Linked DNA regions of Homo sapiens: region 1 is linked to region 2. Evidence: read pairs that join two places in POLR2A ChIA-PET (ENCODE). Cell type or tissue: endothelial cell of umbilical vein. All regions are shown on one strand. Links, peaks and the distances in the headings refer to the core of each region. The heading gives the core; the rest is flanking DNA. Region 1 overlaps ADGRF1 (adhesion G protein-coupled receptor F1). Region 2 has its middle 32 kb from the start of ADGRF5.

Region 1 (15,605 bases), core at 6,526-10,525, 66 kb after region 2:
TCAGTGGCATTGCCTACAATCATACTGAAATTCTAGAAGCGAAAATGGTTAAGTTCTAGAAAACAATGACATGCTGTGTTTCATCAAATTTAAATCAGATGTCTTGGCCATATAGAACTAACATTTGTATGGTGTGTTCTAATGTAGGATAATTACATAACAATAGTAACAAAGGCTGTTATTCAGTGATTTCTATATTTTAGACATTGCACTAGGTGCTTTACCAGGGATTCATTGAATTCTTTCAACATCCTTTGAGGGAGGTACCATTATTATTTTCATTCATTGAATTCTTTCAATATCCTTTGAGGGAGGTGCCATTATTATTTTCATTTTATAGCTAAGGAAACTGAAACTTGCAAAGATTTACTAAAAATCATTTTCATATAAATTATTATCTTAATTATACAGAAACTCATGTTCAATGAGATTTAATGACCTTCCAAAGAGCACTCAGCGGAAAATGTTAGGGTAGGTCTACTGGTAGTAATCCTGTTATGTTCACCACGCTACACTGAGAATGCGTTGTAAGATGGGAAGAGAGAGAAACATACATGGAGATTTGACTACTGGGCTTGTGCCAGCCCCCGTTTTGTCACAAGATTTGTTTTTTTTATTTTTTTCGAGATGGAGTCTTGCTCTGTCAGCCAGGCTGGAGTGCGGTGGCATGATCTCAGCTCACTGCAACCTCTGCCTCCCAGGTTCAAGGGATTCTCCTGCCTCAGCCTCCCAAGTAGCTGGGATTACCGGCATGCACCACCACGCCCAGCTAATTGTTTTTGTATCCTTAGTAGAAACAGGGGTTTCACCATGTTGGCCAGGCTGGTCTTGAACTCTTGACCTCATGATCTGCCCGGCTTGGCCTCCCAAAGTGCTAGGATTACAGGCATGAGCCACTGCACCCGGCCCTAGATTTGGAATTTTACTTCTTTCTTGAGGCTCCCATCTACTTTTACTACACCAGGCTAACTTGGAAAGCAGCAAAGGAAGGCAGTCCCCTTCCACTCAACATTAAGTCCACTCAGGCGCCCAAGTGCCCGCCATTTTCCTTCTTGTTCTTCTCAACTGACAATGCTGTTTTCTGTTCAAGCCACCTGGGATCTGCCTGGAGCGAACTAGTCTCAACTATTGCTCATGTCCAGAATTGAGGCAACGAAGGCAAGAGCAAGAAGAAACCCCAGAATCTAATCCCCTTCCCCAGTTTACAGATGAGGAAACTGAGATCCACAAAGGGAGAAGTAAACATTCCACAGTCCTCTGATGAATACTATTCTGGGGTTTTCTACTGCAGCAGCAGAAGCAAGGTCTCTGGCTGGAATAGAAGTTCTGCTCAATATGGAAATCTACTTGCTGAACAGTATCTGTGAACTGGTCTTGGGGTCCTTCTTTTCTGTGACTTGAGTTCTTCTGATTCCTAGATATTTATTTCCTTCTTTCTGTCTTACTTGTCTTAATACTTGAACCTTCCTAAGAGAGCATCATGTGGAGGGCATAGCACCTGATGTGGTTTGGCTCTGTGTCCCCACCCAAATCTTATGTCGAGTTATAATTCCCAATGTTGGAGGTGGGGCTTGGTGGGAGATGATTGGATCATGGAGGTGGTTTCTAATGGTTTAGCACCATCCCCCAAGTGCTGTCTCATGATACAGTTCTCACAAGATCTGGTTGTTTAAAAGTGTGTAGCATCTCCCCCATTCTCTCTCCATCTCTCTCTTTCTCTCTCTCTCTCTCTCTCTCTCTCCTGTCACCATATAAGGATGTGCTTACTTCCCTTTCGCCTCCCACCATGATTGTAAGTTTCCTGAGGCCTCCCCAGATATGCCTTTTGTACATCCTGCATAACTGTGAGTCAAACCTCTTTTCTTTATAAACTACCCAGTCTCAAATAGTTCTTTATAACAATGTGAGAACAGACTAATACAGCACTGGACTAGGAATCAAGTGACCATGCTTCTAATTCAAAACTATTGCTACCAGAGGAACTATTGGCCCCTTGGTCTTTTGTTTTCTGATCTGCAAAATGAGGTTGGTAAACCAGATGCCCCTTAAGGTCCATTGCAGTTCAGTCATTTTATATGGTTCACCTTTGTCTGACCCACTCCTTGCCCTAATTTCTGGTATAGATATATCCTTACTTGTACTAAGCCTGCTGGCTTATGACTCACACCTTCACTCTTCTCTTTAATTCCCAGGTCTTCTGGACTTCTGAGGCCAGCTTAGTTGCTGCTCTACCATCCATCATAGACCTCCTCAGCAATGATACACTCCTCCACAACACCTCTGCCTGACAAAACTATCAACTCTGTCTTTTGAGCTGCAACCTAGACTCTGCTGCCCAGACGCTACCACTCATGCACGACTCCACGGGTTCACCAGGGTCTGATGTCATCCTTGCTCTTTGCATACTGGCCAATGATGCACGTAGGTATACTTACCCTCCACCTAGCCATGCTCACTGGGATATTGCCACTCTGAAACTCAAGACCAGGGCAAGTCTACACAGTGAAAATGCCTCACCTTGTTCAGTTCTTCAAGCAGAGAGAGCACACAAGTCTCCCTGATGACCTGCCACCCAGAGGACTCACACTTGGCTGTGATGTTTCCCCTGTAGCCACTGCTGCAGGGCAGGGTATATTCATCATCCTTGGACCCAAATCCAAAGACAATGTCATTACACTGGGCTGGAAACAAAAGAAAACAACAAAGAAAAATGATCCTAGAATATCCTGGCACTCTATATAAACCATGTAGTCATGTTCAAATGTTTTAGAACTCATTTTTGGAGATGAAATCCAGGCAAAATTCAGAAGTAAGAGAAGTTTGTCTTTGATGTCCTGCTTCATCCCTCTCAACATTCCTTACTCATTCCTGATGCCTTACCCTCCCTGAGGCTGACTCCTCCTTCCAGGTGTCCGATCTGTGCCAACAATATCACTTTTAATGGGCTATCAACTAGTAAGTATTAGGTGATAATAAGGAAAGATGTGATTACTCTCAGGAAATATTTTTACTCTTTAAAGGAACATTAGAAAGCCAGACAATTTTCCAGACACTATAGAATAAAGCAGTAATGTTATGGTTAAAAGATGGGCAGTTGCTATTTGTGGGTAGCACTTCCTACCTGTACCTCTTTAAGCATAGCTCACATTGCAACCAGTTGCTACTTTTGCTGCTAGCCTTTAATAATGCATTCTTATCATGATTGGAACTAGGAGATGGAAACATTAACTGGAAGATCCACAAGGGCTATGATTTTTTTTTTTTCAGATGGGGTTGCACTCTTGTTGCCCAGGCTGGAGTGCAGTGGTGCAATCTTTGCTCACTGCAACCTCTACCTCCCAGGCTCAAGTGATTCACCTGCCTCAGCCTCCCTAGTACCTGGGAGTACAGGTGCACACCACGATGCCTGGCTATTTATTTATTTATTTATTTATTTATTTTTGTAACAGAGTCTCGCTCTGTCACCCAGGCTGGAGTTAAGTGGAGTGATCTCGGCTCACTGCAACCTCCACCTCCTGGGTTCAAGTGATTCCCCTGCCTTGGCCTCTCGAGTAGCTGGGATTACAGGTGTGTGCCACCACGCCTGGCTAATTTTTTTTTTTTTTTGTATTTTTAGTAGAGGCGGGATTTCACCATGTTGGCCAGGCTGGTCTCAAACTTCTGATCTCAGGCAATCTGCCCTCTTTGGCCTCCCAAAGTTTTGGGATTACAGGCTTTAGCCACTGCACTGGGCCTGGCTAATTTTTGTATTTTTAGTAGAGTCGGGGTTTCACCACGTTGGCCAAGCTGATCTTGAACTCTTGACCTAAAGTCATCTGCCCACTCTGGCCTCCCAAAGTGCTAGGATTATAGACGTGAGCCACTGCACCCAGCCAGAGCTAAGATTTTTGTTTGTTTTCACCATTGCTGCATTTTAAGTGTCTAGACACTTTGGATTCTCAGTAAATATTTATAGAATAAATGTTGTTGAAAGAGAGTGGTACAAATTTTGGTAGGAAAGGCGTAAGATTGAATGTAAAAGAAAAAGATAAATATCTGAAGAAAAACAGTTTGTGTGTGTGTGTGCGTGTCTGTCTGTCTGTCTTTATATGTGTTAAAGACATAATTTCTTGGATTGTGACTTAGGAATATTGTCAGCCTCAGGGCTCTTTCAACATGTGTGCCAGTCAACTATTGCTGAGCCCTTTCCATCACAGCCTGCAGTGAAGTCAGTTCTCCACACTGTTTACACTAAGAGGTACAGATCAGATTTCCAATTAGCAAGAATTTGAAATAGTCAGTTGAAGCTAAGTTTCATCTTGGTGCTGGGGGAAACAGCTGCCTGTTTGTGCTGAAAGGCAGTTAGAGAACAATTCGTTATTCAAACGTCTCAAATCTACTTCCTGAGGACACAAATGAACTACTAATTAAAGGACTCTCTTAACCTAAGCAGAGGATGGGAATCCAGCATTACCTTTTCCGAACACTCTGAAAGAGCCGTCTTCTAATGGAAACAGCTTGTGAAGGGCTGTCTTAGCCTTCTCGGCAACATGTTCAATGGCTGACAGCAGTTCAGATGCACTGCTGGAGCCAACAACTTCATACCCAGCAACGATGCTTCCATTTCTGCAGTGATTATGGGGAAAGAGAAATGAGATTCACTACTTATTTATTCATTCACTCCCGGCCTATGCTGTGTGTACATGCCATGGGGTCCATAGGAATAAAGTAAACAGAGCTTACATTCTAGTGGATAAGGCAAGGCAAATAAAAAAACAAGTATCCACCAAAAATACATATATATATGATATATATATATGTATAAATACATCTGTATATATACAGATATAATTATGGGGCCCCACATTAAATAAAGCTGGTTATGGAAGGCTTTTTTGTGCTGTGGGTCTTTGAAGCTGAGGCCTGAGGCCAGCTATGCAAAGAAGAAAAGGCCAGCTATGCAAAGAACACTGGTGTGGAATGTCAGCACAAGTAAAGGTCCTAAGGCGGGAAAATGCCTGTGAGTTTGACAAGCTTAAATACTAGGATGATTGAAATTCAGCAGCAAGGGAGCAATAGCAGGAGATGATATTGGAGTGGTACCAGGAGTCAGATCTCATAGGACATTAGAGTTGCGATTTCATTCTTTATTAAAAAGTTTTCTTCTTTATTAAAAGGTAGTGGCATCATAAGATTTATCTTTTTAAGACCGTAAAGGCTGCTGTGTAGAAAACAGATGGAAGGGAAGCAAGCAAGGTACAGGGAACTCAGTTAGGAAAGAGCTGGTGGTGGCTTGAACTAGCTGGGTAGCTATGCATGTGGTCAAATTCAGGTTTTATTTGGAGCCAGAGCCATAGAACTTACTAATGGAGAAGATTTGGGATGTGAAAGAAAGAAATCAGTCAATAATAACTCCAAGGAATGGAAAAGCAAGTTTTTGTATATTCTTACCATGGAGTACTACTGGACTACAAAAAGGAAGGAACCACTGATAGAAAAATGAGGATGAATCTCAATGACATTATGCTGAGTGAAAGACGCCGAACATGCAAAAAAAAAAAAAAACTGGATTATTCTATTTATGTGAAGTTCTGGAATAGACTAAACTAACCTGTGATGATAAAAATCATACAAGTGGTTGCTTCTGGCGTGAGGGGATGGCATGGAAAGAGGCTGGAAAGCAACACAAGAGAACTTTTGGGGTTATGGGAATGTTCCATCTTGACAGGAAGGGACTTGCACAAGCGTTTTTCAAAGCTGATAGAGTCATACACAAAGTTTGAGCACATAACTGTGTGCAAGTTATACCTCAATAAAAGAAATTATAGCACAGGATGGCTCCAGGATTGGGTCTCTGCAAGTGGAAGGACAGCATTGCTGTAATGGAAATAGGGAAGACAGTGGGAAAAATAAGTTATAGGTTAGGAAGGGGAGAGTCAGAGGATTCCCAGTTTGGACACATGACATTTGACATCCCAGCTGGAAAACCAAGTGGAGACTGTCAAGTAGGCCGTTGGTTATTTGAGTCTGGAGTTCAGGGGAGTGCCCGAGCTCAAGTAATAAATTTAGAATCCATCAGCATACAGATGTGTTTGAAGACATGAAAGCACATGAGATCAATACATTAAGTCAATCCTGCAATAACTCATGAGATAAGCAGTGTATCATTCCCATTTTATAGATAAGAGAACTGAGGCCCAATGAGAAGTTGGGTGAAAAAATTATTAATTACTAATTGATCGGAAGTTCCGCAGCTCAAATTCTTACTACATTGAACTTCTGCTCACAATGTATAAATAAGTGCAGACACCCTTTTGCTTAATGATGGTCACAATACCTTTGTATTGATATGTCCATTCTATTGATTACAGAGTATTTTCCTGCTTGTTATAGGTTTGATTTAGTGAAGTTAAACCAGGTTCCACAGGTGTATAACTGTCCTGTTTGACAGATAAGTAAATAGAGTGAGAGATTAAGATTTATTTTAATCTGGGCATGGTGACTCATGCCTGTAATCCCAGCACTTTGGGAGGCCAAGGTGTGTGGGTCATTTGAGGCCAGGAGTTCAAGACCAGACTGGTCAACATGGTGAAACCCTTCTTTATTTTTTAAAATAATTTTTTTAAAAGAGATTTATTTTAAATCATATATGCAAAAAGTAAAACTTTAGGCTGGGCTTCGTGTCTCATGCCTGTAATGCCAGTATTATGGGAGGCCAAGGTAGGAAGATCACTAGAGCCCAGGAGTTTAAGACCAGCCTGAGCAACATAGCAAGACCTCAACTAATTAGCCAAGAATGATGGCAAGTGCCTGTGATCCTAGCTACCAGGGAGGCATAGGTGGGATTGCTTGAACCCAGGGGTCAAGGCTGCAGTGAACTGAGATCGCACCACTCCACTCCAGCATGGGCAACAGAGTGAGACCCCATATTGAAACAAAATGAAACAGAACAAAAGTAAAAAGTTGTAGTTTATAGACTTGTGCCTACTTTTACTGTGATTTGGTCTGCAGATTATTGGAGACAGCTTATAAGATATGCATGATAGAATATAAATTAGAAGTATAAATAGAAAACAAGGATCACAGAAAAGAAAAATATGAATATTGAAAGTATGATCAACTGTATAAACCTCAATATAAAAAAAAGCAGTGTTTTTGCTGGTATTGAATTTTAAAGAAAACTATTCATGTATGACTTAAAGGATAATGCCCAGAACAACATGTTTATAGCAAATGCTGTTGAAAATTTCCTATGGGTTGGCCAGATGCAGAGGCTCACACCTGTAATCCCAGCACTTTGGGAAGCCGAGGCAGGCGGATCACGAGGTCAGGAGATCGAGACCATCCTGGCTAACACGGTGAAACCCCATCTCTACGAAAAATACAAAAAAATTAGCCAGGCGTGGTGGCACATGCCTGTAGTCCCAGCTACTCGGGAGGCTGAGGAAGGAGGATAGCGTGAACCAAGGAGGTGGAGGTTGCAGTGAGCCGAGATCGTGCCACTGCACTCCAGCCTAGGCGACAGAGCGAGACTCCATCTCAAAAAAAAAAAAAAAAGAAAAGAAAAGAAAAGAGAAAATGTCCTATGGGTGTTTTTAAGTTAACTGTGAAAAAAAATCACAAGTCAATTTCTCTGACCTCTAAGCCACTTTCTCTAACAAGCAGACAGATTATTAATAGTTGGTAATTAATGTAAACATGGCTAACTAAACAACTTTTGGAATTAAGGCATAAACAAAAGGATAATTTACTAAATATTTCTTTATTTGCTGTAAACAATGACTACTGGGTTTTGAACTATGATGTATACATGTTATCTGTGCAAAGATATCTCACCCAAAGCCCCACTTCTGGCTCCGAATTATGAGGCATCATATCTCCTGTAGTTGCTGAAGGAGAAAATCCACCCTTCGACAACCCGCAACCCTTATCCCCAACCCTCACTTTTTCCCATCCACTGTCACCATGATCTCCTGCCTTCTTTCAAGTTTCTGCCCTACTGCTATTGTTTTGTAGTTCTACTCACTGACCCACAGTTTTGAGAATGCTTTCCAATATTTAAGGTCCTAGGCCAGATGTGGTGGCTCATGCCTGTAATCCCAGCACTTTGGGGGCCGAGGCAGGCGGATCACCTGAGGTCAGGAGTTTGAGACCAGTGTGGCCAACATGGTGAAACCCTGTCTCTACTAAAAATACAAAAAAAGTTAGCTGGATGTGGTGGCAGGTGTCTGTAATTCCAGCTACTTGGGAGGCTGAGGCAGGGGAATCTCTTGAACCCGGTAGGCAGAGGTTGCAGGGTTGCAGTGAGCCTAGATTGTGCCATTGCACTCCAACTTGGGCGACAAGAGTGACATTCTGTCAAAAAAAAAAAAAAATTTAAGGTCCTAAACTCATTTAAGTGAGAATCTAGGCTTTACTCTTCAGACTTTTTAAAGCATCACAGATCCTTGTTCACTTAGTAAAAATCCTACTATAAAGATGACTTCTGTCCTGTTTTCTGTCAGGGTCACCTAAAAACAGCACTCTGCCTTTTGCAGAACTGGTGCCCAATTCTGGGGATGCCCTTCTAAGACCATTGTGTTACTTACCGAAATTGGGTGACCTGAACCGACTCAAAACCTTGAATTCTTTCATATGCTTTTTTAAGCTTAGAAAGAGAACAAAGAACAATGTGTTAATTGTTCTTCCCGTACTTCAGAAAGACATTTGAGCAAAAATTGATACAGACAATAAATAAATCAACAGTAGCAAAGGAGCAAAGAAAAGAGACACAGTGGGAAGTAATTGCATGTCATACAAATACAGTTAAAATAACAGTTGTGAATGTATACATACACACACACATATCCATACATATACACGTATAAAATGTACCTTTGAGATTGCTAATAAATTGTGAATAACCAACTGCTTAGAATAGGAGATGAATTTGATGCCAGATCGTAGAATAAATTTACCCAAAATCCATTTTTTCCTTATGAAAAACAAGCCATTAATTTTTACAGGTACTTAGACCGAATCCATCTATTAAGTATTTGCTCGGGTCTTCAGTTAGAGCTACACCTGAGCCAGCATCCTAGGCAGAGGGACACTGATCTAGTTTTTATGTGACTTTATTATAAAGTTGAGAGTTTTGCTCAGTAACTCTCTTCAGCCTCTAACAACAGAGTTTTCTTTATAGAACAAATCCCAAATGCTGACAATTGAGCTTAGATCATGATTTTTTTTTGTTTTTTGATGTGGAGTCTCACTCTGTCACCCAGGCTGGAGTGCAGTGGCACAATCTCAGCTAACTACAAACTCCACCTCCCGGGTTCAAGCAATTCTCGTGCCTCATCACCTGAGTATCTGGGATTACAGGTGTATGTCACTATGCCCTGCTAATTTTTGTGTTTTTTAGTAGAGATTGGGTTTCACCATCCTGGCCAGGCTGGTCTCGAACTCCTGACCTCAAGTGATCTGCCTGCCTCAGCCTCCCAAAGTACTGGGATTACAGGCGTGAGCCACCATGCCCGGTCCATAAAAATTTTTTATAAAAAAATTAAAAGAGAAAATAATCAAGAAGCCTTAGTATATTGCTAAAATAAGTGAGCAAAACTGAACACAAGAGAAGTGCAAAGAAGTCAGCTGCTAAACTTTCCTAGAAAGAAGATACTCAGGGAATTTCAACTGTGGGCAGAGCAAATAACTGTTTTGTTATTTGCTCACTGAAAACGAATAATTAAGAATATGTATTAAATATACATGCTGAATTGAAAACATTTGAACTTGAGTGTAGCAAACGATTCCTTATATAATAAGTAGAAAGTGCTTACTTGAATTTCAATTCCATTTGCATATTTGGAGTATATAGCAGAAGATGAATTCAAAAGGTCATTTGTAAACCTTTCATTAATTTTGAAAGTGCCCCAAATCTCTGTAGGAAATAAAAATAAGTTTATAGACATAATAAATTTCTAACTTGATTTACTAGTAGCATACAATTATAGAAGTACAATTCAGAGTCATCTATTCAACAGTGATGTTTCAAATTTTTTTCATAAGAAATGTTCACCTAAAATAACACAGGATGCATACATAAAAGCAGAGTTTCTGACTGCAGATTTGGAGCAGTAATAGGGAAGTGCTGGTAATCAAGGCAACCTTAAAAGTAGGTAAATGCGTGGCCTCTCATGTGTCACTAAAGAAGGCATTCACTGAACTCTGAAATGTATCTTCATCTGGGCAATAAGCTTAAGCATTGTCCCTATTAAAAATTAAACGATGACCGTAACAGCAACACTACTTGCTAACTCCAACACATTCCTTACTTACCCATTGCCAGTACTTCTCTGCAATGGGACAATTCTCTGTGTGGACAAATTCTATTTATCCTTCATTCAGGACCTAGTCAAATATCATCTCTTCCACAAGGTCTTCTCTAATCCTCAGATGCAGAGTCTTTCTCTCCTCTAAATTCCTACAGTACTTTATCCCTATCTGCCTCCCATCCTCTTACATATTCCTAAACATTGATTTGTGTATGTCTCATCTATGCACATCTCCACGGTACTGTGGGAAGCTCCTCATAAGTGTCATCCCTGTCTGATCCAGTTTTGTATCTTTCAAAGATGGATTAGACATGGACCACCTTTTTCTTTCCTTTCTTTCTTTTCTTTTTTCTTTTTTTTTTTTTTTTTTTAGTCAGGGTCTCACTTTTGTCACCTAGGCTAGTGTGCAGTGGCACGATCTTGGCTCACTGCAGCCTCAGTCTTCTGGGTTCAAGCAATCCTCTTCCCTCAGCCCCCCAAGTAGCTGGTACTACAGGCACACACCACCACACCTGTAAATAGCTAATTTTTGTATTTTTTGTAGAGATGCATTTTTGCCATGTTGCCCAAGCTGGTCTCGAACTCCTCCTGAGCTCAAGCAATCAGCCCGCCTTAGGCTTCCAAATTGCTAGGATTACAAGTGTAAGCCACTGTGCCCATCTTTCAAAACATAGGCTTTCATCAACATTCATTGAAGAAATTACATTATTTTCTTTCTTGTATTACAGTCTGGCCTCTACAACTAGTCTCCTAATTCATAGACAGCAAGAGAAATTCTTCTGTGTGTCCTCCTAGAATTTGCCCCTGATCTGGGTGAAAAGATGGTGCTTAATAAGTAATGTGTTGCCATAACCTGAATTGCTGTAGTCCCAGGAAGGAGAGCCAGTATTCCCAATTAAGCTGGGCTATTTCAGGCTCACTCTTTGCTCAGTTCCACCAATATCTGGGGCTTCCAGTTAACTGGAGTAATCATTGCAGGAGCTTAGTAAAGTCCTTTATGTCCTGGAGTCCATGTCATTTGGCTCATCTCACCTTTCATTGAACATAAATCTAAGTTAACCATAGCTCCCTCAGCTTCCATTGGTTTCCTAAGCTAGACTTTTAGCTTTTGTTCTGTTTTAACAAGGCATTCAGTACACATATTTGTTGACAATTGAGAGATTTCTTTTAATGGAATCATTCACTATATATTCCTCCCTGCATTCATATCTCTAGACTCCCCTTTTCTTGAAATTGATGTTGGCAAAAGACGTGAAAAGAGAGTAGGAAGACAAATGTTGCTTACTCAAGCAGTTCCTCTTTTTGGAATTTTAGCAACTCTTCCTCAATCTCAATAAAATCATATGATTGCAGAGCTGAGCTGGATGGACCTAAAGGTTGAAGTGACCTTCACATGTCACCATGTGTTTCTGGATCTTCTGTACTATGAAAGTTCTCACTGGGTCCAGACAGGCCTAACATGATGTATCATCACTGTCCCTCAATCTCCCTGTAAACAAACATTGACTAGCTAGACAATGAGCAAGCGTCCCCTCTCTGTTGCATGTTGGGGTGGGAGAAGCCCCAGCCCAGAGCATTCTTAGTTGCTTACTTGTTCTCTCACAGAAATTGACACTCTGGCTGAGGTTGTTGAGATGACATTCACAGCTTGGGAGTGCTCCAGCCGTGTGAAGGTAGCAGTTCTGGGGATCAAGGCATGAGGGAGGAAACCAGGTGTAGCTGTCTTCACAGGTACACTGCAGGACTCCATTCAGGCTGTTGCAGTCTGCACAAGAAATAGAACTCAGTCTCATGGATTCTGGTTTATAAACTGACTACTGCTGAGCAGTGATTTTATTTTATATATGTTTATTTTTCAGATTAACTTCCTACATCTTCTATGAGTTTTGTTTTGTTTTGTTGCCTAGGCTAGAATACAGTGGCATGATCTCAGCTCACTGCAACCTCTGCCTCCTGGGTTCAGGTGAATCTTGTGCGTCAGCCACCTGAGTAGCTGGGATTACAGGCACGCACCATCACCCTGGCTAGTTTTTGTATTTTCAGTAGAGACAGTATTTTGCCATGTTGGCCAGGCTGGTCTTGAACTCCTGAGCTCAAGTGATCTGCCCGCCTTGGCCTCCCAAAGTGCTGGGATTACAGGCGTGAGCCACCGCGCCTGACCCTGAGTAGTGATTTGTGATCCTTAGCTCTCACATGGAATCTGGACCAAGGATTTGGTTGGTGCAAAAGTAATAGCAATTTTTGCCATTAAAAGTAAAATAATGGTTAATATTTCTCACCAAAAGCTAGAAGGATGAAACCAGGACAGCAATATAGTCAAGGTAAGAAAATGTCCAACTCAATAAATTCTGAGGTTGGTATCAGAAAGCTAACAAACATAAAGCTACAATGGCTGGGATTAGCATGCAAAAGAAGGATGTATACCCCATACATAGCCACTGCAATGGAAGAGAGAAGCAGAAGAGGACACTTGTAACAGGAGAGTTGTTTAAAGGATTCTAGAGCGTATTTGACCACCATCTCATTGGAGGCTCCTTTCTATCCACCTGCTACCACTCCCAAGTAGGCCTTATAAGCAAGATGACAAAGGCAGAGAAACATTTTTGGGGAAAGTCATGATGAAAAGTTTCTCTAGTAGCAATCCTATATGCCTGCCCCCTTCTATTACACCTGAAATTCCCACCGAAGTCGTCTTTTTTTTTCTTTCAGTAGATCAAGAACCAGGGCAAAGTCACCAGACACCTTTGTGAAAATACCCATGGTGTGCAGTGAATGGGTCTCAAGCTTTATTGCGACACAGAATCACCTGGAAGATCTCACCCTGGAGTTTCTGATCCTCTTAAGTCAAGACAAATGAAGAATTTGCATTTTTGCTAAGTTCCCTAATGCTGCTGCTGCTGGCCTGGGGACCATGCTTTAAGAATCACTGCTTTAGATCAATAATTTAACTTCTCTGAATCCCACCTTTGTGCTTATTAATGTTGTTTGCCAAATATTTCTTGCTGTCTTCCAGGTACACAGGATTGCATATCCTAGTCCCCTGAAGTTAAGTGGGGCCATGGAGCCAGTTCTAGCCAAAAAGTTGTTGGCAGAGTTACTGCGGTCACTTCTGAGTTAGAGAATTTAATTGCCCGTGGAAAACCCTCCAGTGTTTCATCTATTTTTTGCTCAGCATGGGTACATATGAGATAGGGTCTGATACATCACTGGGTACTGGTGGCAACAAATACAGCCCTCTGCCAATCTGCAATGGACATGTAGCATGAAGAAGATATAAAGCATTTATTCTTTTAAATCACAGAGATTGTAGGGATGATTGTTTCCACAGCATAACCCAACCTAGCCTGACTGATATACCCGCCTTCCCCATTTATACATCCAGTCACCGAGAGCCACCTTACCTGTGGTAGCCTTTGCTCTGATAATTCTAATTAGCCCATGTGACCATAATAATGGAGGCTTCAAGAGCTTCAGAAAATTTCTCAAATCTCTTTTCTCCTTGGAATCTCTATAGGTCACCTGAAGCAGCAGCTGATATTCTTCGACTGGGCCTAAAGAGAGAAAGAGAGTCAGAAACCTTTTTTTCTGTCCTTGGGGAAAATATTGCTGAGGAAGTGACTGAGAAACAATCATCAAATTTAGGTCAGGGACTCTACCATGCTGCTTGTTCCTGAGTTCCTCTCATCCAAACATGGACTAACAATGAACACTGAGGGTAAACACAAGCAAATGGTTCCCACACACGCCAAATATACGTCTGTCCTCTCACTTCTGCCAGGCCAGCTGCCCCAGTGCTGTCTGTCCCTCCCCAGAATCACTCTCCCAATGTTATACACTTCCTCAGGGCACACCCAGAGTCAAGCTTCAGGTGTCAAGACTGAAGGGGGAAGAGGTGAGGAAATCCAAGTCAACCTTCCCTCCCCCGCCCCCAGCTCTGATCTCCTTGAAGTATCTCCAGTATAAGACCCCTCAATCTCACACTTACAAAGAGCCCTTTCTTCTCCTGTGAAAATATTCCATTCGTTAGCTGCGTGTGGGTATTTATATGAAATCCAAAAGCAAAACAAACTAAATCTTCCCTTGAGGCTTGATGCACCCTCACCTCCAGCTCATCATTTCTGCACAGCACCTTTTCTTTCCCCACAGAGAAGCCATTAACTGATTTTGACAGGGAAAGGAGAGGAATCCTATGAGTCTTCTCCCATCCAAAATTCACTTAAGCCCATTCACATAAAACTTGACATGAAATTCCCAGGGGCTTCAAGGTCCCCCGAAGCTCACCTATGAAAGACCTGACATCTCACACCATTGCACCCCACTCCCATCTCTTAGTCTCCCCATCTCCTTACGGACTGGAGCCTCTTCCCCAGGCATTGGAAGTCCCCTCTGAGTGGTGGGACCTGAGACAAGACCCACTTCTCGTCCACGCAGGTGTGCAGTGGGGAACAGGGAAAAGGATGGCCCTGCTCACATCGTCAGGGGTTAATGGCACTGGTTCTGGAGCCAGATTGACTGGATTTGAATCCTGGTCCCTGCCCCTAGTTCTGTGCCTTAGTTTCACTATCTGTAAAATAAAGATGACCACTGTACCAGACTCAGAGGGTCAGTGTGAGGGTTTAATTCATCTAATGCACTTCAAATAGTCCTGCCACATAGTAACATCCCAACAATAGTTGCTATATTTTTATTGTTATTTTTACTGTCAGGGAAATTGTATTCATGTCATTCCAAGTTGAAATTTTGATTTCATTTTCCCAAAGAAGTATAGCCTTGCACAGTGATAGGTGCTATGGTACTATTAGCACATTGCTGTATGGCAGATTTATTGCATGGTATAAAAGCTATTGTAGACTGACCCGGGAACCTAACAACCACATGTGCATCACTGTTTCTGTGAGGAAATGTGTTCAGCACTAGAAACATCAGAACCACAAACTAAATTTCAGAACACAACTCATTTCTGGACTGGGGCTATGGCCATTAATTACATTGTTAGAATCAAGGCACAGAAGAAAAGGGCGTGTGTGAACAGCTACTTGCCAGGTCTGATGTAAGACACTGTGCTCTCATGATATTATTTAATCTTCACAAACGTCTTGCTCATAGGAATTACTGTCATTCTCCTTGTACATATTTGGATGTTTAATAATGTGCCTAGGATCATACAACCAGTCAGGGGCACCGCTGGGATTAGAAACCTGGTCCCTTGACACCAAAATCCACTGCACCATGCTGTCTAACAGAGCCTCACCTAGATGTTTTTTCTTATTCACAATGAGTTCTTTTTTTGTTTTGATGCCATCATTTTTCTGTTAA
Region 2 (15,605 bases), core at 7,052-11,051:
GACTCACATTTCCACATGGCTGGGGAGGCCTCACAATCATGGTGTAAGGTGAGAAGGAGAAAAGTCATGTCTTACATGGTGGCAGTAAAGGGAGCTTGTTCAGGGGAACTCCCATTTATTAAACCATCAGATCTCATGAGACGTATTCACCACCATGAGAACGGTATGAGGGAAGCTGCCCTCATGATTCAAATATCTCTACCTGGTCCCAACCTTGACATGTGGGGATTATTACAGCTCAAGGTGAGATTTGGGTGGGGACACAGCCAAACTATATCAACAGAGAAGGCAGGAAAGAGAAATCCAGGCAGAGGAATGAACCACAGTAGGGAGAAAGAATGAATGGAGAAGAGGTGGCTGGCCCCGGTTATAGCCATTGGGAAGCTGAGGAAATGGCAGAGGGAAAGGAACCTGTAAAAAACAACTGAGAAGTTGCAGCCAGAGAAGAAGGAGGGAGGCCAGGAGCATTGGTGTCCTGGAAGGCAGGGACAAGACTAGAGGAAGTGGAGAACAGTGTGAAGTCCTGCTGACAGTAAATGAGTTGGATTTGAGGATACAGAGGTCAAAGAGAATCTTGGCAAAAGCATTTGCTGAGGTACACTGGGGTAGCGTAGACAGAACACAATGTGAATGGTTGGTGATGATGTGAAGACGTGAATCGCCATAATCCTTTCAAGAATTTTGTGGTGAGGGAAAATGAAGATGGAAGTGCAGCTGAGGAAAAATATGGGTTAGGAAGAGCTTCTGCTCCTATTGTTTTAAGATGAGAAGGATCTAAGCATAATTAAATGCTAACAGGAAAGGGCCAATAAGAGGTGAGCCTAGTGAGGCTATGGGAATAAAGGGCAGGAGCACGGGAGAGCTGAGCTCTGGAGGCAGGGAAGGGTCCCTCTTCCCTTGGGACAAAACAGGAGGGCAAAAGAGATGGGTATTGAGGCTGATCCTGGCACAGATTTGGTGGTGAGAAGGCCAATGGCGTTATTTCCTCCAAGAAGGCACAGCCGTTTCCTGAGAGCAGGCTGTGTGTGCAAGTGTGTACATGTGTATGTGCATGGTGCACACACTGGGCTTCGCTAGTGCTTGGAGATTTAAGGACGGTGAAGACACCATAAAGATGTCTCTGGGGATAATTGAAGAGTTCCAGGCTGAGTGAGGGCCCATGTCCCTCTTCTAATCTTTACTGGCCTTAGACCATACAAATATCTGGCTTCTTTGCACTCTCATTTGCAACACGTTGAGTTTGTGTGTTTGTATATATGTATAAATATATGGTCTTGAATTTTCCTGCAGGCAGAATCTCTGGTTTCTCTTAGTACCTAGTAGAGTTCAGACACATAGAATATATTCAATAAATAATTCTTAGTTGATTGAAATACCTTTCAACTCATTATACCCCAGCTTTAGCCAATAAGTAGACTCCAAAGGTGAAAAGCAACTATAATTCTGAGATAGCCCTTCCCTAGGGACAGGGAACTGCAATTGAGTCATCATTTTTAGCATATGGGAATACATATTACGATAAAGAAAGAAGTGTTCTCTGGTCTGACCAATGATGGCTGCATGTCATAACACTGAATGAAAACCTTTTAAAATGCAATACGTTTTGTGCTTTACCTATTTCCTCTCCATTAACACACAAACATATGCACACTCATGCACACAAATGCACACATATGTGCACATCTGCGGGTGCACACCACTACCAAAACCCAAACATCTTTTTGCTCCTTAGATGGCTGGCAGCGTGAATTTTCTGTAATGTAAACGAAGAAGTGGTGGGCAGGATAAAGGGTTAAGTAAGGATCTCTAGTAATGCTCCAACTTGTTCTTTGAGGAGTAACAAAGAGAGGAAGCACAGGCTTTGTGGAAGGAAATTCCCAGGCCCCACTTCGGACATTCGCAACCTGCCCTGTGAACCTCTGAGGGGTGTCTGATAATAAACACTTGCAAACAAAACAATCCATGAAGGCATTTTTACTAACATTCTCACATTCTCACCAAAGGGCTACAGCACATTTTCCTGAATCTGCGGACCTTGGAGGGGGGACCTGGACATCCACCTGCCAGCAGAGGCCAACAACCCAGTCCCTGCTCAGGCTGGTGTTTGTACGTGCAGGTCCCCCTTGCTCCTTGGGCCTTTGATTGGGCAGGGGTGGTGATGGGGCTGTGGAATGCAGATCACAGACTCAACACCGGACAGGATGTGTGTGGACTGCTGTGTGCAGACCTGAGACCCACCTCTTCATCTTTCACGGAGACCCCCAGACATAGCCCTGAGCATTGCAACTTTGAGTAATAATGCAGTGACCTTCCCCAGGAGTAGAAGGAACTTGACAAAGGCATGAAAAGCTTTGCTTGTAAAGTGTGCCAATTAAGTAACAAATTGGCCTTCTTTTCCTGTAGTAGCAAAACAAACAAATAAAACCCCTGGAGACTTGACAGTAAATATTTGTGCACAAGTTTCTTGTAAGAAGCTCAAAACATGTTAGGACCAAGATGCAAAAACTTAAGCAAAAGTCTAGTTTGGGTGAGATTATTTGTAATATTATACCTTATTTATCCCCAAACTAATAGGATGTGAGATCTGTTATGCCCATTTCATCAATGAATAAATAAAGGATCAGAAACTGGCCTAGAATAATAGTAAAGTTCTGGGTGATTCAGGTATCTGATACTTGCTCTAGTGAGTGTGTGTGTGTGTGTGTGTGTGTGTGTGTGTGTGTGTGTATGTGTGTGTTTATTGGGGCTGTGTGTACACAGATTTATGGCTTTTTTAAAACAAAATATTCTTAAAATCACTTTATTAATTGCAATTCAAGCCAAGATCCTCAAACAGCATCGCTGTCTCAGGTCTAGACCAGAATTCACTTCACAGTACGGGTGAGATTTAGATCCTTGACTACAAAAAGAAAGCTGACGCTTTACTTTTGAATTGCCGTCACCGGTCTCTGGAATATTTTTGGATGACTACTCATTTGCATCTGTCCAGAGTTGGCGGGCAATCTCCCTCTTGACCCCAGCCCTCAAGACCACATTGATCCAACCGAGGTGATGACAGGTTCCAGATTTTACTCTAGGCGGGGTTAACATGAGCCTCTACTCAGGCCTCCTTCTGTCCTTTGTGCTACAACAATGGGCGGAAACACAGCCTTGTTAGAGGAAATTCCCAGGGCCATGCTTTGGACATGAGACAGTGGCTTTGCTATGCTGGGTAGGCTGATGCGCATCTAAAAATAAATACCCTGGTCTGCAAGGGTTTCTATGATTTTGTCATGTACAGTTGATTACATTTCAAAGGATTTTTTTTAATTAGTGTTTTTAAGAAAGCTAACTTAGGTAAGCCTTGAGAATAAAATATATCATGGCTTTGTTTCGGTCTGAAAACATATAGCATTTGCTTATAACTGTTTCTGTTGAAAGGACTGCTGCTTTCTTCCCCCAGGATCTCAAAGTGAGATTGAAGAAAGCAAAGGCATGCTGAGATGCTGCCCAAGCATGGTCAGAAACATGTGAGGGTCCAGAACTGCAAGTTCTTTGAGTCCACAAAGGATAAAGTATTAACAGAAAGCTCTGGGGCTGCCTGGAGTGGTTGCTGATGTGTATAGGGTCTACCTAAGCCTAAGTCTTACTTCTCTAAAAGTTTCCAGATCCCTACTTCACAAAGAGACTGCTCTTGAGGTGGTTCATGTAGCAGAAAAGGAAAGATGGGTAGAAGGCAGTGGCCAGTGAACTTGACTCACAGCAGGCAGACAGTTCCAGCCAGCTTTCTTCTCTCTCCAAAAGTCAAATATTCCATTCATAGTCCTTGCAACTTAGAAGATGGTAGAATCAGTTTCTTTTTCACATTTTAAAGTTAGACCTCGGAATGGCTAGGAACCCATATCCATGTAGTCATATTTCCATTTTAGCTAGAGGAGAAATCAGGGCCAAAGCTCTGAGTCTTGCTGTTATTTGCCTGACTCTACTTGAGCTGAAAATGTACAGAAATGTGGCAGTTTTCCATCAAATAGGAATGTGTTTGCAGCACAAGAAGTAACCCATAATTTAGTTAAAGAGTAACCCAAGAAGAGTGGTTTACAGTGAAGTTTTCCCTCCTCATTGTTCTCGTTTCTTTTTTGCTCTTTCCTGGAAGTCCAGCCTACTCCATTGTTACTAAGACCCTATTTTAAACTTACTGCAGCAGATAGGTAGGGCTAGCTGGTGAAAAGTCAGCTATCCTCACTCTAGCCTGATGATATTTTTTGCAGACCTTCATTTGGTGGCTTGGATCACCGCACTGACATCACGAGACTCTTGATAGCTTTGAGCGGGAAGGGACCTTTGAGGTCATCACCCGGACTCCACCCATTATGGGCATCCCTTTGGGAACACCCTGGCCACTAGTCCATCTTCCAGGGTGCTGGAACATTGCCCGGGACAAGGCGTTCACCACACCACAAGGCAGCTCACTCATTTTTAGATGATTCTGATGGTGGGTAAATCCTTCCACACATTGAGCTGAAATCTGTTGCGCTATAATTTCCACCCATTGATCTTCTGTTGGCCTTCCCTTTTCCCACACAGAGCAACCTTTAAATATTTAAAAGCAGCCCTCATGTGCTCAAGATGTACTTCTTACTTTAATTGTCCCCTGAATGATCCTTCAACTGTTTGGTGAATGACAGTTTTCTCATTTTCACCATCTTGGCCAACCTCCTCTTTTAAGACCTGGTGTTTTTTGTTTTTTGTTTGTTTTGTTTTGTTTTGAGACAGAGTCTTGCCCTGTCGCCAGGCTGGAGTGCAGTGGCACAATCTCAGCTCACTGAAACCTCCGCCTCCCGGGTTCAAGCAATTCTCCTGCCTCAGCCTCCTGAGTAGCTGGGACTACAGGCAAGCACCACCACATCCAGCTAACTTTTGTATTTTTAGTAGAGACGGGGTTTCACCGTGTTAGCCAGGAAGGTCTCGATCTCTTGACTTCGTGATCCGCTCACCTCAGCCTCCCAAAGTGCTGGGATTACAGGCATGAGCCACTGCGCCTGGCTGACTTGGTGTTTTTTTAAAGGAACCTATTTGGCACTTTAGATAATTAATCTTCTTACAACTTTGTGCACTAAGTATTAGTTCATATTTTCAGAAACAAAGACTTGGCAAGATACAATCACTTGTTCAAGACAGGAGATTAAAAACCAGGTCTGCCTCTTTCTAGCCCACAACATGCCTCTCATTAAAAAAGAAATATTGAGCCAGATATAGTCCAGGCTGATCTCAAATTATAGCCTGAGATCTGTGGCAGGCCACTGGAAACCTCTCATGCAGGTTAATATCCCTTTTGTTATTACGACGTGTGTTTATTGACAGAGATTAAGGTGAACTTGAGTGGGTAAGAAATTACCAGCAGAAAACATTCAGTTGCTGAAAGGCAGCTGTAGACAAGGTGGGCATGGTGGAAGCCTGGAGGCAGAAAGGCATAGGAGCAACACGAAGCAAGAAGGGATTCTAGAGGTGCAGGAGGCATCTCATTTGGAAGCTCTGGACAATGGAGGGAGAAGAGAAGAAGGCTGGAAGACAGAAATAGCTGTCCCTTGAGAGCGCCTCGGCAGTTTACTTCAGCCTAAACCTGCTGGCTGTGTCTGTTTGCTTTCTCCCAAGTGTCCATGTGCTCTATGGAAGGGCAAAGCATGGGGGAAAATGATACTATGCCCTTCTCCACCATTTGATTCTAGGTGAAATATGGCTAAGACACAAATCTTTGGGTGGAAAAAGGAGAATACCACATGTAGTCAGAAAGGGAATCCTTTTAGCTGTGCTGCAGTGAGGGATGATGTCAGGAACTGGCTATATGTCTACGTGCTTCTAGGTTTTTCCTGCACCACTTGGTAGAGCTACTTCCTCCTCTTTTCCTGGCTGCTTTCCTAAAGCAGGGACTGCTTAATGGAGGCCTTTCCTCCCTCCTCATCTAACCTGCTTCAAAGCAGCTCTGCACCCAGCAATGAATGTCTCATGGATTTCTCTGAGTTGCAGGGCACTGCTCTCCAGGAGTCACGGGCAAACTGTGCTGTTGGGGAATTACCAAAGCACAATGTTAATGTCAATGGCTGAACATGTGGGCATAGTAATAAAATGGCTCTCTTAAGATCTCTTCGAGCTGGCTTGACTCAGAGAAATACAGAGCACCGCCTTCCAAATTACCATGAAGCATGAGAGAATGTGAGTGCAGAGGCTCTGTGGATATGGTCTTCTCTTTGCACTCTGAAATCAGGGATTCTCTCCCCTGTAGCTCTCTGTCTTTTTCACCACTTGAAAAACTCAAGGTTCAGAGAAAAGTTGTGGACCCACCCAAGGGTCACATGGCAAGATAGTTGCAGGTACAGGACCAAATGTGGGGCCCCAAAGCACAGTTCAGCTGTCTTTCTATTGAACCACACTGACTTCAAGCTTTAAGCTCTCGAGGCCTTTACTTGGATGTGCCAGCATTTGTTAGGGATCAAGCTTATTTCAGTTTTCCTTAATACTTCCATGAAAGAGAGGTAGCATAGAGGATGACAAAAAGTAAGTCCTCCAGATGAGCGCTGCATGGAGGCAGGACTCACATCTATATTGTTTGCCATCATATCCCTAGCACATAGCACACTGCCTGCCCTGTGAAAGGGACTCAGTGAGTCCTTGACTTCGAGTGGCAGAGAATGAGGGGCACTGACAGGGAAACAACTAATGAAAGAGGCTGTCACATAGATGTAAAGAAGTAGATTCTAAAAGGCATGGCACATGGAAAGTACTCAAAATATTTGGTGAGTAAATGAATCCAGCAACATTTCAGAAAGAAGAGTGTGGGAAAATGCTATAGGGATTAAAAATATCCTTGGAAGATTCAAACTATAGATCTCGATCTGATAATTAGGGTTTTTCAGACAATGTACACATTCATTTGCTCATTCATTCATTCATTTAACAAAATTGATTGAGCAGAAGCTATGTGCCCAAAACTGTGCCAAATGCTATGGGTTTAGACATAGAAGACCAATAACTCCTCAAGAGTCAAAATAAATATAGCAACTATCACTTAATGTGCTTAGGGATATGTCAAAACATTCCACTAAGTACCAGAAAAATAGCAGACCTGAGAACCGCTTAGTAGAAGATGGATGGAGGGGAATGAAGGTGTACAAACCAGGCCTTAATGGGCAATTGGGTGGGGAAGATGAATAGAGGTGTCCCAGGCAGGGAGGACAGCACACACAGAAATAGGCAGGCATTAGAGCATTCAAATATTAGGGAAATGCAAGGTACTTAGTTTAGTTGCAAAGTCAGATACTGAGAGGGTGAGGCTGGCAGGATGATAAGGAGCCGACTTTTGATTTTTCTACCTTCTTTAAGTGAATGCTTCTCAAACTTTAATGTGCATATGCATCACCCAGGGATTAAAATGCAGATTCAGTAAATCTGGGGAGGGAATAAAGAATTTGTTCCCAAGTGATCACTCCCAACTGATGCCTGATGCAGCTAGTCCTTGGACTACACTTTAGGTAGCAAGGCTGTAAGCAACAGAGTGCAATAGAAATATTTCACTGAGGTCGGGCACCATGGCTCCCGCCTATAATCCCAGCATTTTGGGAGGCCAAAGTGGGCAGATCACCTGAGGTCAGGAGTTCGAGACCAGCCTGGGCAACACGGTGAAACCCCTTCTCTACTAAAAATACAAAACATAGCTGGGCGTGGTGGTGCGTGCCTGTAGTCCCAGCTACTTGGGAGGCTGAGGCACAAAGATCACTTGAACCCAAGAGGCAGAGGTTGTGCTGAGATTGCACCACTGTACTCCAGGCTGGGCGACAGAGTGAGACACAGTCTCAGAAAAAAAAAATTATATATATATAGATATATGTGTATATATATATATATATATATATATATATATATATATATCTCACTGACAGTGGCATTATTAGAATTGCATATTCCCAAGACCCCTGTAGCAGGGTATGGAAGATAGAATGGAGGGAGACTGTATTGAGGTAAAATACATAAGTGGTAAGAAATTATGAGCATCGGAACTAAATAAGCTAGAAAAGAATAGTAAATGTTCAATAAATAGGTATGAATTGTTTGATATTCCATGAAGTCTGTATAAATTATTTCTCTTAGAGTAAAGGCTGGTTGTGAAGACAAAATGAAACAATAAAAACATAAGATGACAAAAAAATCCAGAGAAATTTATAGTGGTACTTAAATAAGACCTGGCTCCTCTCTGAGTCTCAGTGACCTATCATCTTGAGCCTCAATGGTGACCAACAAGAGCACCCAGCTAAGGAGTGAGCACCATCCCTGCAGACAACCACCACCACAAGCCTCCGAGACATCCCTGGATATTCGTTGTCACTACTGGTATTGAATTTCAGGAAACCTCGGGAATAACAACTGTTTAACCACAAATTCTAGAAAATAATGTGGAAGTCCACCAGATCCCTGAACAAAGTACTCTTTTTTTTTTCTTATAGCACATAGGCACTCTAAATTAGGAACACCCGTTCCTATTTCTGTTAGCAAATTCTCTGTCAAATCTACTATTTAACTGAAAACCTCAGAAAGGAGTAATAAAGAAATCATGGTAGAGGTCTATACTATTAAAAAGAAAAGGCAGTTAGTAAAAATTACCCCTTATGCAGAAGCCAAAAAAAAAAAAAAACTACTTCTAATGAGATTTGCACTCCAAAGAAAATAAGAATCGACACCATGATCTATATACTGGCTGGCATTCTTTATCCAAAGATGTACAGATTTGAAAAATCCATATGTCATATCCCATCTCACTATTTGCCCCTCACAGTCTTGTAAATCAGTAAATCTCCACAAGACACACAGGTTGAGAGCGTGAAGCCAGCTAGAAAAGCCACGTGGAAATGCACATCTATTCCAGAGCAGCCGGATTCACATTTAACATGGCAAATCAAAACGATGCAGGTACCTACCTTTCTCTTCTGGAGTTTTCAGGCTTCTAAAATTTAACACCTTACTGCTGATCTGCCCAAAACCCTCTCAGGTGAGGTGAACCTCGAGGGCATCCCATTCAATCACACAGCCAGAGGAGGGTGGGGTTTCACAAGACCAGACTTCAAATGCTGGGGCTCTTGCGGGTTCCCAGGCTGTCGGGAGCAGAGGTGAACTGCCTTCTGTTCTCTGCTGCAGGAAGAAGACGGGAGACACTGACTGACTGGAGGTGGGGGGCGGGGGCTTGGGGGAGGGAAGTAATATGGGGACTGTAATAAATAAGAGATCCTCTCCACATGATTTCCTATATTTGGTGCCTGATGCCTCTCTCCAGGCTCCCTAGAGGAAACAGGAAACTTGTCCTCTGGCCACTGGAAAGAAGAGAATAAACATACTGAGAACTGTGAAAAGAAGCAGCAGGACCCCAGGCAAGGAGCTGATGGGCCAGCCAACTTTACCTTTTACCAAGTGCTTTCTTCCTGAAGTTCCTCTAAGTGTTTAACTCTGTAAAAGTCAAGAATGTCCTCATCTTCTTCCACTGAGCTGGAGCATATTCTGGCCCCAGTCCAGATGTCATATTACAGAGCAGCTGATGACAGGCAGGTTAGAACAGGCCCTGGAAGAATCCATTCCCAGCCTCAGGCAAGACCCCCTAAGCTCTGTCTTTGGAAAGTCTGATCTTTCTTAATCTTGGACTGACTCCAAAGCCCTCAGGCCATTTTGCCTTAGAGTTTAAAGAATTATCAGGAGGCCACCATCCGTGGAGTGAAGTAGGACCCTCTACATTATTTATGGGGTTTCATGTAAAATGAAAATGTGATGCCACTCATTTGAAAATTAAGAATTTCAAGATGGTGACAATAGAACATTAAAGCAAGTGTGGGGACTCTCTGGAGCACAGGGCTCTATGCAACTGTACCAGGCCGTAGACTCACCAAGCCAGTCCTGGCTGTAGAAAGAACGTGGGAACTCTGGGCCATGTGGATTTTCACAAGCTGAGTTGTTGAGAGACCTGGACTACCTCCATTGTGTTCAGCAGGGTGACAGTCAGTCCTCCAACAGCAGCACACTTGGAAGCTGCTGCAAGGCAGCAGAGGGGGAGGAGGGTGGATGCTGGGTTGCGGGTGTGAGCAGGCAAAGACCACAAACACATCACTGAGTAAAAATCACACAGTGGTCTCCTTGCCCATATTTTCCCTCACTTCCTATCCATTCTCCTCTCAGCAACCAGGGTAATGTCTCTCAAATGCCATCTTCATGGTGGGATTCCCATGCTTAAAATCTTTCAGGAGCTTAAGGATATAGGTCAAACCCTTAAATGCACAATGGCCAATCTCTTCTACTTTCCCTCAAAGCCCACTTTCACCTGTGCTCTCCTCATGCCCTTTCTCATTCCCTCCTTCCCCACCTCTCTCCACTCAATGAAGTATGTCCTCCCCTCCAAGATCCAATTCCTTGAATCTGACATCCTTCAGAATGCATTTTCCAATTTCTGGGCCCCTTTGGTGTTCTTCCAAGCAAACCATGCTTGTCTCTCTCATAACACTAAAGCAAGGAAGCCTGCCTACTTGTCTCTCTGTCTCCTGCTGGGCTGTCCCTCTGTGAGGTCAAGGACTGTGTCTGCTTCACCATTATATCCCTAGCATCCAGGACCCAGCAGTGTCTGGTTTGTGTGGGTTTAATGTTAGGAGGAGGAGCGTCATCAACTACAGTTATTGCTGGGTGCGATGGTGCGCACTTGTACAAGTCCCAGCTACTCCGGTGGCTGAGGCAGGAGGATTGTTGGATCCCAGGAGTTTGAGACCAGCCTGGTCTCAAAATAAAATCAAATTAATTTTTGATTAATTTAAAAATAAAATCAAATTATTTTTGATTAATTTACAAAATAAAATCAAATTAATTACAGTTATTACATGTTAGGGAAAGGAGAATATATGACTTAGAGGAAAACACAAGACTGTTGTTATAGTTTTACAAAGTGGAGCAACTTCACGGGTGATATTGCGGAGCTATTGCTGAATATTATGAAAATGCTGCAGTTTGTCATATGCTGTGTATTGCTGCCTCACAGAGATTATTATAAGCAGGCAACAACCTCTATTCAAAAAGTGAAGTCTTAGATAATGCCCACAAGAAGGAGGACTAAAGTTAGCAAGGGTGAATGAAATGGGAGTCTGTTGGAGGTGAGGGGAGAGAGAGGGAGAAAGAAGGGGCAGTGGAAAGGAAAGAGGAAAAGAGGAGGGAGGGATATGGGAGGAAGGATAAAGACAGGAGAAGTGGGAAGAAGCACATGAATGGAACAAAGCTTAGAAAACAGTGAGGTGGTGGGGAGGGGAGGAAAACCCCTGTGAAGTCAGCATTTATCTGGAAGCAGTGCACCACAGGCAGGCTCTGTGCACCCTGCCTGACTCTCCTGCACTTTCTCAGGCTCCCCGATGAATCAAGCCTGTTTTTCTAGAAGTCAAAAGGCAAAAGGGGGTCTAGGGACATGCCACGACCGCTCTTAAAACACAACAGTTAGCTTCTGCATTTTGTTTGGACTTTGAAACATTATTAAACCACATAGTCATTTTTTATTTCATGATTTTGAATACTTCCATGACAATATTACGTCTGGAATTTCTAAGCATATATTCTGGTTACTTTTCATGGTTCCCCTGAATCAAGAGGTCACTTTGTGTGTTGACGAGGACTGTATATGAGTGAGAAGCCCCAGGTGAGGCTGGATGATTGGAGTACAAGCTGCAGTAACAAGACCCATACTCTATCATCTGTAAAGGTAATCAAAACATAGGTGATTCTCAATATCTGGTTTTGTGCATTTAATTGTCATTTAATATATGCATCTATCTAGAACAAAGCAAAGATATTTATTAAGCCAATCATTTGAACTTACTTTATGAAGTCTCAATTTGGTTCCTAATTAATGGATATTACTTCCATTGGAAATGGAAGTGTCAGAAAAAATAGTGAAAGGCTTTAAAATAGGAAAAGATGACTGGGTGTCCTGTCAACAGAGTGTTGAGAGTTTTCTAGCAAACAACTTACAGCTGGAGAGCTGAATCTATAGGGGTCTCTACATTTGATCATCTTTGACTGGATGTTTAATAATTCTGAAGGACGTAGAAACTAATAGTAATACAAATGATTTTTGACCATAGAAATGCACATTAGTTTTGTCCAGTAGATATATAATTGCCTTCCACCCTATAGAAATGGTTATTTCAAACATTAAATTTTAGTGCACGTTAGGATATTAGCCAGTTTTTGTAGCTCTTAGCAAACTCAGTTCAGCATTCCTGATTGTCTCTATATAAATATATCTGCTCTTGGGATTTCCCTTTGAATAAGTTCTAACGTTTTACCACTCCCTTCATTAATTAATGAGTTAAATAAAATCTCTTTCACATGTCATTTTATATTGGAGTCAGGATTTCACCTTTTGAAAATGGTCTTTTAACAGAAGGCAGGTGATAGTGCTTACAGCAAGTTGTATCAGGAATTTTCAATGGCAAAACTGTTTTCTTAAATATTTGGCCTATTTTTATACGTTCCTTGAGTATGTAAAATAAAAACAGGGAATAAACTAAGTGTGTTGATTATGAAAGTGAATGACAAAGTGATATCAGCTGAACAATTAGGTGTGTACAGAGTTTCAGTTAGGGCAGGAGTACAGGCAAAGCCCAAAGCAGAACTATGTAAAACAATAACTGGACACGGGTTTACTAAATATGGTGAAAGTGGCCTAGGTTTGGACTCACTAAAACCAGTACCTTGGAGGAAAGAAAACCTTGATAAGCAAAGGGCATACATTTCAGGTGTTCAGTATTTTTTAAGACAGTGTTTTTAGGAATTCTTGCCACATAGGCAACTATTCAGAAATGTCCTACTATCAATCAGCTATAGCAAAGCGTTCAACATAGGGGACAGTGACATTTTGAAAGGAATAAATCAGAAAACATAAATATATTTGTGTGGTTTGGTTTCTCTTTAATTTTTATATTTGCTGTGTTTTTAGTGTGTGTGACTTACAATCTATATTTTTAAATATCAAAGATATAAAATAATTTATCTTTAAGGATCGGTCTGGCCAATCAGTTTGGTTTGACTCACTAAAGCTCTTAGTACCAGATCAGCAGCCAAACATAAGGCCTTTTTGTTTTGTTTTGTTTAATTTTTATTTTCAAAATGAATTTGCCATTAATTCTGTAATTTAGAGCAGGGGAAATGACTTATCTAACAGCTCAGTGTGGAAGTTTGGAAGTTTGGAAGTTCCTGAGAACAGTGATTCTTGATTTTGGAGTAATCATGAGAACTATAAATGATCAATGGCAAATAATACAACAAATGTGATCTACGAGGTGCTTAAAGATCACTTCCCACAAACGTGTGGCTCTTTCTGCAAGAACCATGAGTAGACTTGTGAAGGGAGACTCCATCACAGACTGACACACGAGCTTTGTCTTCACCTGCATTAGAGGTGAGGCTCTCCTTTCATTGTCAGTTTTTCTCTGCCAACTACTAATATCACATTTGTCATTGAAGATGGAGCTCTAAGAGGGGACTATTAAGGAGCTCTATAACTTTCATTATTTCACATAAAAATAAAAAGGAAGTATGGACACTATAATATTAAACCCGTCAAAGAAGGAATAAACATGTAAAACATCAGTAGCATTGTTCTTGGGAAAAAAGGAATGTTGGCCTAAAGAAGGGCAACTGACAGCTATCATATATTTCCCTTAAAACTAAAGGTGTTAGGGAAAGAGAGAGAGAGAGAGGGAGAGAGGGAGGAAGAGGGACAGAGGATGGAGAAAGGAAGGAAGGGAGGAAGGAAGGAAGGAAGGAAGGAAAAGAAGGAAAGAGAAAGAAGGGAAAGAAAGAGAGAAAGAAGGGAAAGAAAGAAAGAAAGGGAGAGAAAGAGAGAGAGAAGGGGAGGGAAGGAGGGAGGGAAGAAAGGAGGAAAGAAAGAGGGAGGGAGGAAGGGGAGAGAGAGAAAAGAAAGTGAAGGAGGGAGGGAGGGAGAGTGGGAAGGAAGGAAGGAAAGAAGGAAGGAAGGAAGTAGAGGAGGGAGGGAGGGAAGATGAGGGAGGGAGGGAAGATGAGGGAGGGAGGGAGGGAAGCAAGGAAGGAGGGAGAAAGGGAAGGAAGAGAGGAAGGGAGGGAGGGAGGGGACATACATACATACATAGATTAAACCAAGTGTTTTAGGGAACTAGGGATTCTCAAATCCTGCTTAGTGTTTTGGGAAGAATTAGAAACTCTCACACACTGCTTGGTGAGTATAATTCAGTAAACCACTTTGGAGAGCAGTTTCACAGTGTCCAGGATAGTTCAAATTTCTAGTCACATCATATATTCTAGAAAATTCTTGCCTATATATACAAGGAGAAACACAAGAGTGTTCAACTGCAACACTCTTCAAAATAATTATAATACAAATATATATATATGCATCATAGAAACATTAATAGAAAAATTTTGATATTATTACAGAAATAATAAATTAAGTCTGTATGTATCAAGATGGATGGGGAAAAATACATGTAAAAGTTTTTTAAAAAGCCAGAGGGAAAAAGATCAGTTGTAGAAAAAATACATATACAATGCTATATATTGAAAAGCTACACAATACAGTCTAGGAGGAAGAAGGCATGAAATAGGACTAAACAGGGAATAAAGAGGTTTTTCTTTGTATTCTATGTATGAAATAAAAAAGAAAAAAAAGTCAAAATACCAATGTTTAATTCTGCATGGTGTGTAATACAGATGCTTGTTTTTCTCTGTAGGTTGTCTTTTAAAGAAAGAGAAAGAAGTCACTAAACTATTATTTCGAAAAACAGACTCATTTTGAGTCATAGAGTAGACACGTTCTTTTTCACTCTTTATTTACAACTGAGGTAGAAAAAAGTTTCTAGAAAAAGAAGCCTAGGAACAATCATAATTATCTTCCGTCCTTGATGAAATGGCAGTACTGTCCTTAGCTCCATCTCAGATTCACTCACTCTTTCCACGTGAAATGAAACCTCGTGTCCTTAGAGTTAAGGACAAGCATCCTGCTTGTTAGGGAAGCTGATTACTGCGTTTACTGACAGCTTGGGGTTGTCTACTCCATACACCCTTTACTATTCAACACAAGGTGATTTGCTGAAGTAGAACAAAAGTCATTGGCATTGGAGAGCTCAAGGAAGTGAGAAACATCTTAAAAGGGAGGATGTTCACGAGAGAATGTGCGAAACCTCAATAACTACACCTAAACATTTCCCAAAGACGACTCGCTTTAAAAATCTCTGTATCTTTGGAAGTTTGAACTGGATATGATTATATTTAGTTGATGTAAAAAGGAATTTGTCTTTAACAACTAGACTTAGGCATTCTGCATCAGAGTATAAACCCTGTTTGTTTTGTTTGGGTCGTTGGTTTGGTTCGTGGAGTTCAGCAACAAACCAACGTGGATTGGGAATACAACAAAACGCTTTTTTTTTTCTTTTTGTTATAGGGGTAGAGGAGGAAGCTGTGGCTTTTTGAAAAAATGTCCTAAATTTCTCTAACCTCTGGCTTTCATATTAGGCAAGGGATGGCCCTGGTCTCAGCTTCACACCAAACTTTGCCATTTGGTGACTCAGATGGAGAAGTCAAAC

What was found. Peaks named below come from ENCODE experiments on the same cell type or tissue, not always from the same donor. Only the 100,000 strongest peaks of a DNase experiment are listed, where the experiment ranks them.
Region 1: POLR2A ChIA-PET joins it to region 2 with 6 read pairs; 2 of 35 experiments call an interaction of 5 or more read pairs at or near these places.

What each region holds. Positions count from the first base shown.
Region 1 is chr6:47,012,164-47,027,768 of GRCh38, forward strand. It overlaps ADGRF1 (adhesion G protein-coupled receptor F1), which reads right to left. Exons shown (of 15, transcript NM_153840.4): 3 at 15,541-15,598; 4 at 13,691-13,840; 5 at 11,881-12,054; 6 at 9,795-9,895; 7 at 8,568-8,626; 8 at 4,454-4,605; 9 at 2,518-2,681; 10 at 1-32. Among named protein-coding and RNA genes, the nearest start is that of ADGRF1, 22 kb to the right of the region's middle. In endothelial cell of umbilical vein, for the core only: no CTCF peak of the experiment used is centred there; no DNase peak of the experiment used is centred there.
Region 2 is chr6:46,945,789-46,961,393 of GRCh38, forward strand. It overlaps a transcript of ADGRF5 not described here. Among named protein-coding and RNA genes, the nearest start is that of ADGRF5, 32 kb to the left of the region's middle. In endothelial cell of umbilical vein, for the core only: no CTCF peak of the experiment used is centred there; a DNase peak (open chromatin) is centred at 9,303.